Linked DNA regions of Homo sapiens: region 1 is linked to region 2. Evidence: read pairs that join two places in POLR2A ChIA-PET (ENCODE). Cell type or tissue: GM12878. All regions are shown on one strand.

The links. ChIA-PET counts read pairs that join two places held together with the same protein. Peaks named below come from ENCODE experiments on the same cell type or tissue, not always from the same donor. Only the 100,000 strongest peaks of a DNase experiment are listed, where the experiment ranks them.
Region 1: POLR2A ChIA-PET joins it to region 2 with 5 read pairs; 2 of 35 experiments call an interaction of 5 or more read pairs at or near these places.

What each region holds. Positions count from the first base shown.
Region 1 is chr15:41,042,612-41,047,611 of GRCh38, reverse strand. INO80 (INO80 complex ATPase subunit) reads left to right here. Exons shown (of 36, transcript NM_017553.3): 23 at 111-204; 24 at 2,537-2,708. Among named protein-coding and RNA genes, the nearest start is that of INO80-AS1, 28 kb to the right of the region's middle. In GM12878, no CTCF peak of the experiment used is centred here; no DNase peak of the experiment used is centred here.
Region 2 is chr15:41,288,711-41,293,710 of GRCh38, reverse strand. All of the region lies in intron 2 of OIP5-AS1 (OIP5 antisense RNA 1), which reads right to left. Among named protein-coding and RNA genes, the nearest start is that of OIP5-AS1, 8.5 kb to the right of the region's middle. In GM12878, no CTCF peak of the experiment used is centred here; a DNase peak (open chromatin) is centred at 2,390; H3K27ac peaks cover 1,252 bases.

The DNA of each region.
Region 1 (5,000 bases), 250 kb after region 2:
TTTAGAATAGTGTTTTTGTTCTTAAGTCAAAACTCAGCAGTTGAGCAGGCTTTAACTGAGCATCGTCTCTTGGTTTGCTGTTGGGTTTCAAATTGTCTTTTATATTTCAGGTATTAATGAAGAAAGCTGTTTCTCTTTCCTTCGCTTTATTGATATATCTCCAGCAGAAATGGCAAACCTTATGCTTCAGGGACTTTTGGCCAGGTGAGAGGTTTGCTTATTGCTTGATAAGAGGCCAGTTAGGAATAAATGGGATAGATATTGAATACTGTGGAATTAAATATTTAATATGATATCATCTTAGAGAACTTGTCATTAATTTTCTTTTGTTAAGAATAAAGTTTGTAGGCTGGGCACGGTGACTCATGCCTGTAATCCCAACACTTTGGGAGGCCGAGGCGGGTGGATCACCTGAGGTCGGCAGTTCAAGACCAGCCTGACCAACATGGAGAAACCCCATCTCTAAAAAATACAAAAGTAGCCGGACATGGTGGTGCATGCCTGTAATTCCAGCTACTTGGGAGGCTGAGGCAGGAGAATTGCTTGAACCTGGGAAGTGGAGGTTGCCGTGAGCTGAGATCATGCCATTGCACTCCAGCCTGGATCAGTTGAGGCCAGCCTGGATCAATTGAGGCAACAAGTTCAAAACTCCGTCTCAAGAAAAAAAAAAAAAATAGTACAGTTTGTTGACCAGGCCCAGGCGCAGTGGCTCACACTTGTAATCCCAGCACTTTGGGAGGCCAAGGTGGGTGGATCACTTAAGGTCAGGAGTTCAAGACCAGCCTGGCTAACATGGTGAAACCCCATTTCTACCAAAAATACAAAAATTAGCTGGGTGTGGTGGTACACCACTGTAGTCCCAGCTACTCGGGAGGCCGAGGCAGGAGAATTGCTTGAACCCAGGAGGTGGAGGTTGCAGTGAGTCAAGATCGCTCCACTGCGCTCCCACCTGGACAACAGAATGAGACTCGGTCTCAAAACAGAACAAAACAAACAAAAAGACTGTAATTTGTTATTCATAAGTGAATTGTACCTTTCTTTTGCTCATTTAGTAATTGTATGATGCTTCATAATATATCTTAAATAGGCCAGGCGCAGTGGCTCATGCCTGTAATCCAGCACTTTGGGAGGCCGAGGCAGGTGGGTCACCTGAGGTCAGGAGTTTGAGAGCAGCCTGGCCAACATGCTGAAACCCCGTCTGTAATAAAAACACAAAAATTAGCCAGGCATGGTGCCACGCGCCTGTTTCAGCTACTCAGGAGGCCGAGGTGGGAGAATCACTGGAACCCAGGAGGTGGAGGTTGCAGTGAGCCTAGATCATGCCATTGTACCCCAGCCCGGGCAACAGAACAAGAATATATATATATATATATATATATATATATATATATATATATATATATATGTATGTATACGCACACAGAGACACACACAGACACACACACACACAGACACACACACACCCCTTAAATATAAACTGTTTAGGCTTTTCTCCCATAATTTCTAGTAAGTCTTGTTTACTTGTTTCTACAGGGCAAACGGAGGCTGGTGATTCATTTAGTTAGTGATTGCAGCATAGCCTGCCTCAAGTGTTCTGGGAAGTTTAATTCTCTGTTCTCTGGTATAATGGTTCTCACTGATTTTATTACTTTTGATTTATGTAATCAGAAATGGTTATCTCCTTAATATGAAGGAATTTTTTTTTTTTCCCGAGATGAAGTCTCACTCGGTCGCCTAGGTTGGAGTGCAGTGGCTCGATTTTGGCTCACTGCAACCTCCGCTTCCTGGGTTCAAGTTATTCTCCTGCCTCAGCCTCCCAAGTAGCTGGGATTACAGGCGTGCACAACCACGCCTGGCTAATTTTTTGTATTCTTTTTTTTTTGTAGAGGTGAGGTTTCACCATTTTGGCCAGGCTGTTCCCGAACTCCTGGCCTCAATTGATCTGCCTGTCTCATTCTCCCAAAGTGCTGGGATTAAAGGTGTGAGCCACTGTGCCCGGCCAAGGTGAATTTTTTTTTTTTTTTTTTTTTGAGACAGAGTCTCGCTCTGTCGCCCAGGCTGGAGTACAATGGGGCAATCTCGGCTCACTGCAATCTCCATCTCCCAGGTTCAAGCGATTCTCATGCGTCAGCCTCCCAAGTAGCTGGTATTACAGGTGCCTGACACCACGCCCTTTTGTAGTTTTAGTAGAGACTGTATTTTGCCATCTAGGTCAGCCTGGTCTCAAACTCCTGACCTCAGATGTTCCACCTGCCTCGGCCTCCCAAAGTGTTGAAATTACAGGCGTGAGCCACTGCGCCTGGCAAATTTTTTTAAATACTGATAGGAGCTTTGCGGAGGATTTTAGTTTTCATAGTAGCAAACCATGTAATGCGAAATAATGTATCTGAAAGTAGGAAAGTAGGAAAGAACTGTTTCTAAAATGATAAAGATTTACAAAAGAGTTATGTTAATGAGAGACAATCCTTGCTGCTATGAACGACCCTCAAACCTCCATGGAGCACTGAATAAGCGTGTCTGCTGTGGTTTGTTTCAGATGGTTAGCTCTTTTCCTGTCTCTGAAAGCCTCCTACAGGCTCCATCAGCTACGCTCCTGGGGAGCGCCAGAAGGGGAGAGCCACCAGAGATACCTGAGGAACAAGGATTTCCTTCTTGGGGTTAATTTTCCACTCTCCTTTCCAAACCTTTGCAGCTGCCCTTTGTTAAAGGTAAGCAATTATTTGAGCATAAATTACCTACTTAGTATCTTCTTTCCTTTTCCTTGAATAAGTAAAAATAATAGTAAAGTAAATGAAGGCCTGAGAGAACCAAAAAGTTCCCAGAGGAGTGGGCGGTGCAGCATATTGAGTTCTAACTTAATTTACACTTTGTATATATATTTTTGAGTGTATTTATATTTTCAAAATGTTTTTTTTACAATACTGTGAAGTACACAGATCTTAAGTGTACAGCTCTGTGAATTTATATATGTGTATACACTTGTGTAACAACCACCTAGATCAATATATAGAATACTTCCAGCTCCCTCATGCTCCTTTCCGTTTAGTAGCTCTAGTTTAGAAAAAGACAAACCAACAATTAAAGGTAATTGCCATATTCTACTTCTGTCACCGTAGATTATTTTTGCCTGTTTGTGAACTTTATATAAATGGAATTATCTTGTATGTACTCTTTTGTAACTGGGATTTTTCACTCAGTATTGTTTATGAGATTTGTCCATGTCATATATAGCATTCTTTTTTTATGGCTATGAAGTATTACATTGTCTGAATGGACCACAATTTATTAATCTGTTCTACTGTGGTAGATATTTTGTTTGTTTCCAGTTCTAGGCTATTATGAATAAAACCCCTATGCACATTTGTCTACATGTTATTTGATGAATGCAAACACTCCTTTCTTTGGTGTTTATATCCAGGAATGGAATTGCTACACTGTCAAGTATAACCCTGTTTAGAGTTAGTAGCTTTTGCCAAACGTTTTTCTAAAATAGTTTTATAAATTTACATTTGCACCTACGGTATGTGAGATTTGCTATTATTCAGCATCCTCCACTACACCTGGGAATGGCAGTCTGTTTTGTTTTGTTTTGTTGTGTGACTCCTTATGAATAATCATTCCTTACAGTTTTAATTATTTTTGTGAATGTGTAGTGGCATCTCGTGATCTTGAATTATATTTCCATGAAAAGTAATGATGTTGTGTACAGTTTCATATAATTCTTGGCCCTTACAGAATAGTAGGTGACAAAGAAGGTGAAAGAAGGTGACAGGAACTGAAGTTATAGATGTAGGTCCAGGTCATATGGAACCTCATAAGAATTGCTGAGGGTTTGGAATTTATTCTGAGTGAAATGAGTAATGCTAGAGAGTTTTGAGAAGAGGAGTGACAGTTCTTTGTTATAGTCCTTCAGCTAGATTGAAGTTTAGAAACTAGGTCATTTTCCTTGTATCCTATAGAAAATGTTATGGGGTAGTTTTACAGTTACTGTTGTAGAATGAAGGACATTCTTTGGCTAGCTCATTCAGTATTTGCCCCCTGTACACTGAAAAGCTCACATGATTTCCTTCTCTTCTGTTTTCCCAGTTGGTTTCTTAAGCATTGCTTCATGTAATTTTTGGACTTTGGAGAGGGAATCAGTAATGCAAATTAATGTAATTGGATTCCAGCCTGTTTGGAGTAATGCTGTCAGTGGTGGCAGGGTGATTTCCTGCTGGTGAAATATTCCTAGTATGTCTACTGGGAACACTGGTATGTCTGAAGAGTTGCTTAATCTTCTGTAAAGATTAATTCCTTCTCTCAACCCCTAAATTTGGTAATATATGTTACTACTGTAATACATTTTTATCAGTTCTGCTTTTTATACAAAAAGCACCATTCTTCCAAGACATTGTTGTTCCCTGTTATATGGACACCTGCATTTTTCTTAACGCTAGAGATATGCATCACTCATTTGTATTCTTCTCTGTTTTCTGAAAATATTGTAGTATGTTCCAGAGCGTCTGCTTAGTGAGGTCCTTATATCAGTTAGAACCGTCTGAGAAATGCAGATGTGGGTAGTATGCTTTATGGGAAACTGGTCATAAAATATGTTTACGCAGTTGAAAGATTCACTTATATTTACTCATTTTAATTTGCTCTTGTAGTGGTTTAGAGTATACACTGAATTAATGAGCTATTGGGCCACGGGGAGCTGAAAGCTTATATATGTGTGGAGACACTGTTCTGCTTTCAATCTCATCATCCTTATCTCCAACATATGTATGTATATTGAAATACCAACCAAGTAGTGTATTTTGCTAGAGCTTATGGTTCTCATAATTAATGATAAGACTGTCAGCCGGGCGTGGTGGCTCACACCTGTAATCCCAGCACTTTTTGAGTCCGAGGCAGGCGGATCCCTTGAGGTCAGGAGTTCAAGACCAGCCTGGCCAACGTAGTGAAACCCCACATCTACTAAAAATACAAAAATTAGCTGGGTGTGGTGGCACACGCCTGTA
Region 2 (5,000 bases):
CTCGACTCACTGCAACCTCTGCCTCCCAGGTTCAAGCGATTCTCCTGCCTCAGCCTCCCGAGTAGCTGGGATTACAGGTGCCTGCCACTATGCTAATTTTTTTTATTTTTAATTTTTTTTGTATTTTTAGTAGAGATAGGGTTTCAGGATGTTGACCAGGCTGGTCTCAAACTCCTGACCTTTTTTTTGTATTTTTAGTAGCGATAGGGTTTCACCATGTTGACCAGGCTGGTCTCGAACTCCTGACCTCGTGATTCACCCACCTCGGCCTCCCAAAGTGGTGGGGTTACAGGCGTGAGCTACCACAACCAGCTGCTGAAAATCTAGTTTTCTGGATTTATCAACTGCAACTATACAACGGATACACAAAACTTACAAATAAATTTCCCCTAAAGTTGGCCTCACATTAGGTACTTTCAAGTGGCTGAAGTTACTTACTTGCTTACTGGTGCTGATTATACAAAGTAACTTTCTACTAAAAAACCTGACTTATTGGGAGGATCGAAAAGGAGAACAGGCCGGGCACGGTGGCTCACGCCTGTAATCCCAGCACTTTAGGAGGCCAAGGCGGGTGGATCACCTGAGGTCAGGAGTTCGAGACCAGCCTGACCAACATGGAGAAACCCCCATCTCTACTAAAAATACAAAATTAGCCGGGCGTGGTGGTGCATGCCTGCAATCCCAGCTACTCGGGAGGCTGAAGCAGGAGAATCGCTTGAACCCGGGAGGCGGAGGTTGCAGTGAGCCAAGATTGTGCCATTGCACTCCAGCCTGGGCAACAAGAGCGAAACTCTGTCTCAAAAAAAGAAGAAAAAAAAAAAAATTTATGTGGACACCTTAGGTAAGCTAGCTTGTGAGCCAATGATTTTCTGTGCTATCCAGCCTCCAAAATAGCCACCAGTGATTGCTGCCTCCTGGTATTCAGGCCTTTTTACAGTCTCCTCCAACAATGAATCAGGGTTAATCTATGTGACTGTTGTATAATAAAGACTTTGACTGCCCTTTGTTCCTGGAAAGGATACTCTAAATCCTTAGAATTTGGAGTAAATAAGCCAGTGGAAATTAAATAATACACTCCTAAACGAGTCAAAAAATAAATCAAAAAGGAAATTACAAAGTACCTTGAGACAAATGAAAACTTAACAAAAACTTATGGGATGTGGTGAAAGCAATGCTAAGAGGGAAATTTATAGCTGTAAATGCTCACATCAAAATAGACCTCAGCCAGCAGTGGTGGCACATGCCTGTAGTCCCAGCTGCTCAGGAGGCTAAGGTGGGAGAATCACTTGAGGCCAGGAGTGCGAGGCTGCAGTGTGCCATGATCACACCTGAGAAAAGCCACTGAACTCCAGCCTGGGTAACAGAGCAAGACCTTGTTTCTAAAAAGTTGGCCAGGCACAGTGTCTCACACCTGTAATCCCAGCACTTTGGGAGGCCAAGGCAATTGGATCACTTGAAGTCAGGAGTTTGAGACCAACCTGATCAACATGGGGAAAACCCACCTCTACTAAAAATACAAAAATTATCTGGGCATGGTGGCGCATACCTGTAATTCCAGCTACTCGGGAGGCTGAGGCAGGAGAATTGCTTGAACCCGGGAGGCAGAGGTTGCAGTGATCTGAGATTGTGCCACTGCACTCTGGCCTGAGCAACAGAGTGAAACTCCGTCTCAAAAAAAAAGTAAAAAGACCTCAAATCAACCAACCTAACTTTAAAGGAACTAAAAACAATAAGAAAACCAACGAAATCAAAAGCTGGTTCTAAGAGGGTCATGGGACTCTCCAAATCTGTAGCCACTTGGTCGAAAATGCAGGTGGCTGGGGGTACCTCCGAAGTACAGCTGGCATCTGAAGTGAGGACAGTCTTGTTGAGGACCATGCCCTTTGACCTGTGAGGTCTATGCTAATTCTTGGGTGGTGTCAGAAATGTATTGCCATGGCCAGGCTCAGTGGCTCATGCCTGTAATCCCAGCACTTTGGGAGGCCAAGACGGGCAGATCACGAGGTCAGGAGGTCGAGACCATCCCAGCTAACACCGTGAAACCCTGTCTCTACTAAAAATACAAAAAATTAGCTGGGCGTGGTGGCAGACGCCTGTAGTCCCAGCTACCTGGGAGGGTGAGGCAGGAGAATGATGTGAACCCAGGAGGCAGAGCTTGCAAGTGAGATTGCGCCACTGCACTCCAGCCTGGGGAACAAAGCGAGACTACGTGTCAAAAAAAAAAAAAAAAGAAATGTATTGCCATGTACCACTTGATGTCAGAATACTGACCAACAGAACAAGGAGGAAGTGACAGTGAGTGACTTCTGCGGCAAAGTCATAGAGTAGACTATGGCTTTTGCCTTATTCTCTTAGATTGCTTGTTTAGGGAGAAGCCAGCCACCGTATAAGAGTACTCAGACAGCCCTGAAAGAGGCCTACATTGGGAGGAAATGAAACTTCCCCCTAAACAGCATGAATGTGCCAGCCATGTAAATGTGTCACCACAGAACTCCATCAGACTTCAAGCTTTTTTTTTTTTGAGACGGAGTCTTGCTCTGTTGCCCAGGCTGGAGTACAGTAGCGTGCCATCTCTGCTCACTGCAAGCTCCGCCTCCCAGGTTCATGCCATTCTCCTGCCTCAGCCTCCCCAGTAGCTGGGATTACAGGTGCCCAACACCACACCCGACTAATTTGTGTGTGTTTTTAGTAGAGACAGGGTTTCACCGTGTTAGCCAGGATGGTCTCGATCTCCTGACCTCGTGATCCGACTGCCTTGGCCTCCCAAAGTGCTGGGATTACAGGCATGAGCCACCGTGCCTAGCCAGATTTCAAGCTTTTAAGAGACCCTAAGCCAGAACCTCCCCAGAGCTAAGCTATTACCAAATTCTTGAGAGACGTAATACATATTTGTTGTTGTTTTAATCTACTGAGTTTTGGGTTATTTGTTATACAGCAATAACTAATATACTTTGCTTCCTCTAAGGACAGAGAGAATGATGTATCCCGGGAGTTAGTGCACCTTTTTTACTTCACTATGTAAATAGGGAATTTAGAATATATTTCACAAAACACAATGAATACTATTATCACTATCAATCAAATTAAGTTTATAAGTGTCATATTAAAAAAAAAACCTTCCTAGCTGGGCGTGGTGGCAGGCCTGTAATCCTAACTACTCAGGAGGATGAAGCAGGAGAATCACTTGAACCCCGGAGGCGGAGGTTGCAGCAAGCACCAATGTACTCTAGCCTGGGCAACAGAGTGAGACTCTGTCTCAAAAAAATAAATAATTAAAAAAAAAAAAAAACTTACCAGGCGCGGTGGCCCAAGCCTGTAATCCTAGCACTTTGGGAGGCTGAGGGGGGTGGATCACCTGAGGTCAGGAGTTGGAGACCAGCCTGGCCAACATGGCAAAACTCCATCTCTAATAAAAATACAAAAATTAGCTGGGTGTGGTGGCAGACACCTATAATCCCAGGTACAAGAGAGGCTGAGGCAGGAGAATAGCTTGAACCTGGGGGGTGGAAGTTGCAGCAAGCTGAGATTGTGCCACTTCACTCCAGCCAGGGCAAAAAACCAAAACAAACAAACAACAACAAAAAAACTTGCTGGGCTAGGTGCTCAATTTCTGCCCCCTAGATAGGGATATACTATATCGATGTAAAACTGTTGCTTGAGCAAAAATTTAAGTTGTCATTTATCAAATATTTATTCAGTGCTTCCTTTCTTTGAAAATTCTAAATTATTTATTTGAATAAATATATGCACGAGATAAGGTAAAATAGGGTAAACAGTGTTTCTTGCATATCCTTTTAGGAATATTCTATGGCTACAAAACATCTCTAGAGACATTTCCCACAAATGAAAGCACACTATATATTGTTCTGTACCTTGCTTTTTCTGTTAATGTATCTTAGAGATCATTCCATATCAGGACAAAGTACCAGTCTGTAAGTAAAGTACTACCTTTGATGTACTTTATTTACATCAGTTCTCTACACCATATATATATATATATATATATATATATATATATATATATATATATATATATATTTTTTTTTTTTTTCCCCCTGAGACAGTGTTGCTTTGTTGCCCAGGCAGTGGTGCAATCTCAGCTCACTGCAACCTCTATCTCCCAGGTTCAAGCAATTCTCCTGCCTCAGCCTCCAGAGTAGCTGAGACTACAGGCACTTACCACTATGCCCGACTAATTTTTGTATTTTTAGTAAAGACACAGTTTCACCATGTTGGCCAGGCTCATCTCTAACTCCTGACCTCAAAGAACCCACCCGCCTTGGCTTCCCAAAGTGCTGGGATTACAGGTGTGAGCTAACACACCCAGCCTACAGATGGATATTTAGATTACTATAAATATTGTGCTATACCAATGTCAAGTTTCTATTATTGTCTACTTGGACTTAAAGTTGTAAATCCAAGTGGTAAGGCCTTCTTCACTCTAAAGGGCATTTTGCCTCATCAGTTTTTATTCCCTTTCTTACTACTGATATATATATATCAATCATATATATCATATATACACACACATATATACATATACATACAAAGATTGTTTTATTTTTCAATGTTTTTATTGTGATAAAATACACATAAAATTCACCATATTAACCCTTTCGAGTATACAATTCAGTAGTATTAAGTACATTCATACTGCTGTGCAACCATCACCGTAATCCATCTCCAGGACTCATTTCTTCTTCCCAAACTGAAACCTTGTACACATTACACAGTAATTCCCTCTCGCTGCCCTTCCTGCAACCCCTGGCAACCATCATTCTACTTTCTGTCTCTATAATTCTGATGCTGCCCAAGCTGGGGTGCAGTGGCTATTCACAGGCACAATCAGCATACTGCAGCCTTGAACTTCAGGCCTCAAGCAATCCTACTACCTCAGTTTCCAGAGTAGCTGGGACTACATACAAGGTTTCAATCCTTGAAGCAGTTGTACACTGAATGGTTTTCATATAATTAATCAAGGTATAAGTAGGTGTTAATGG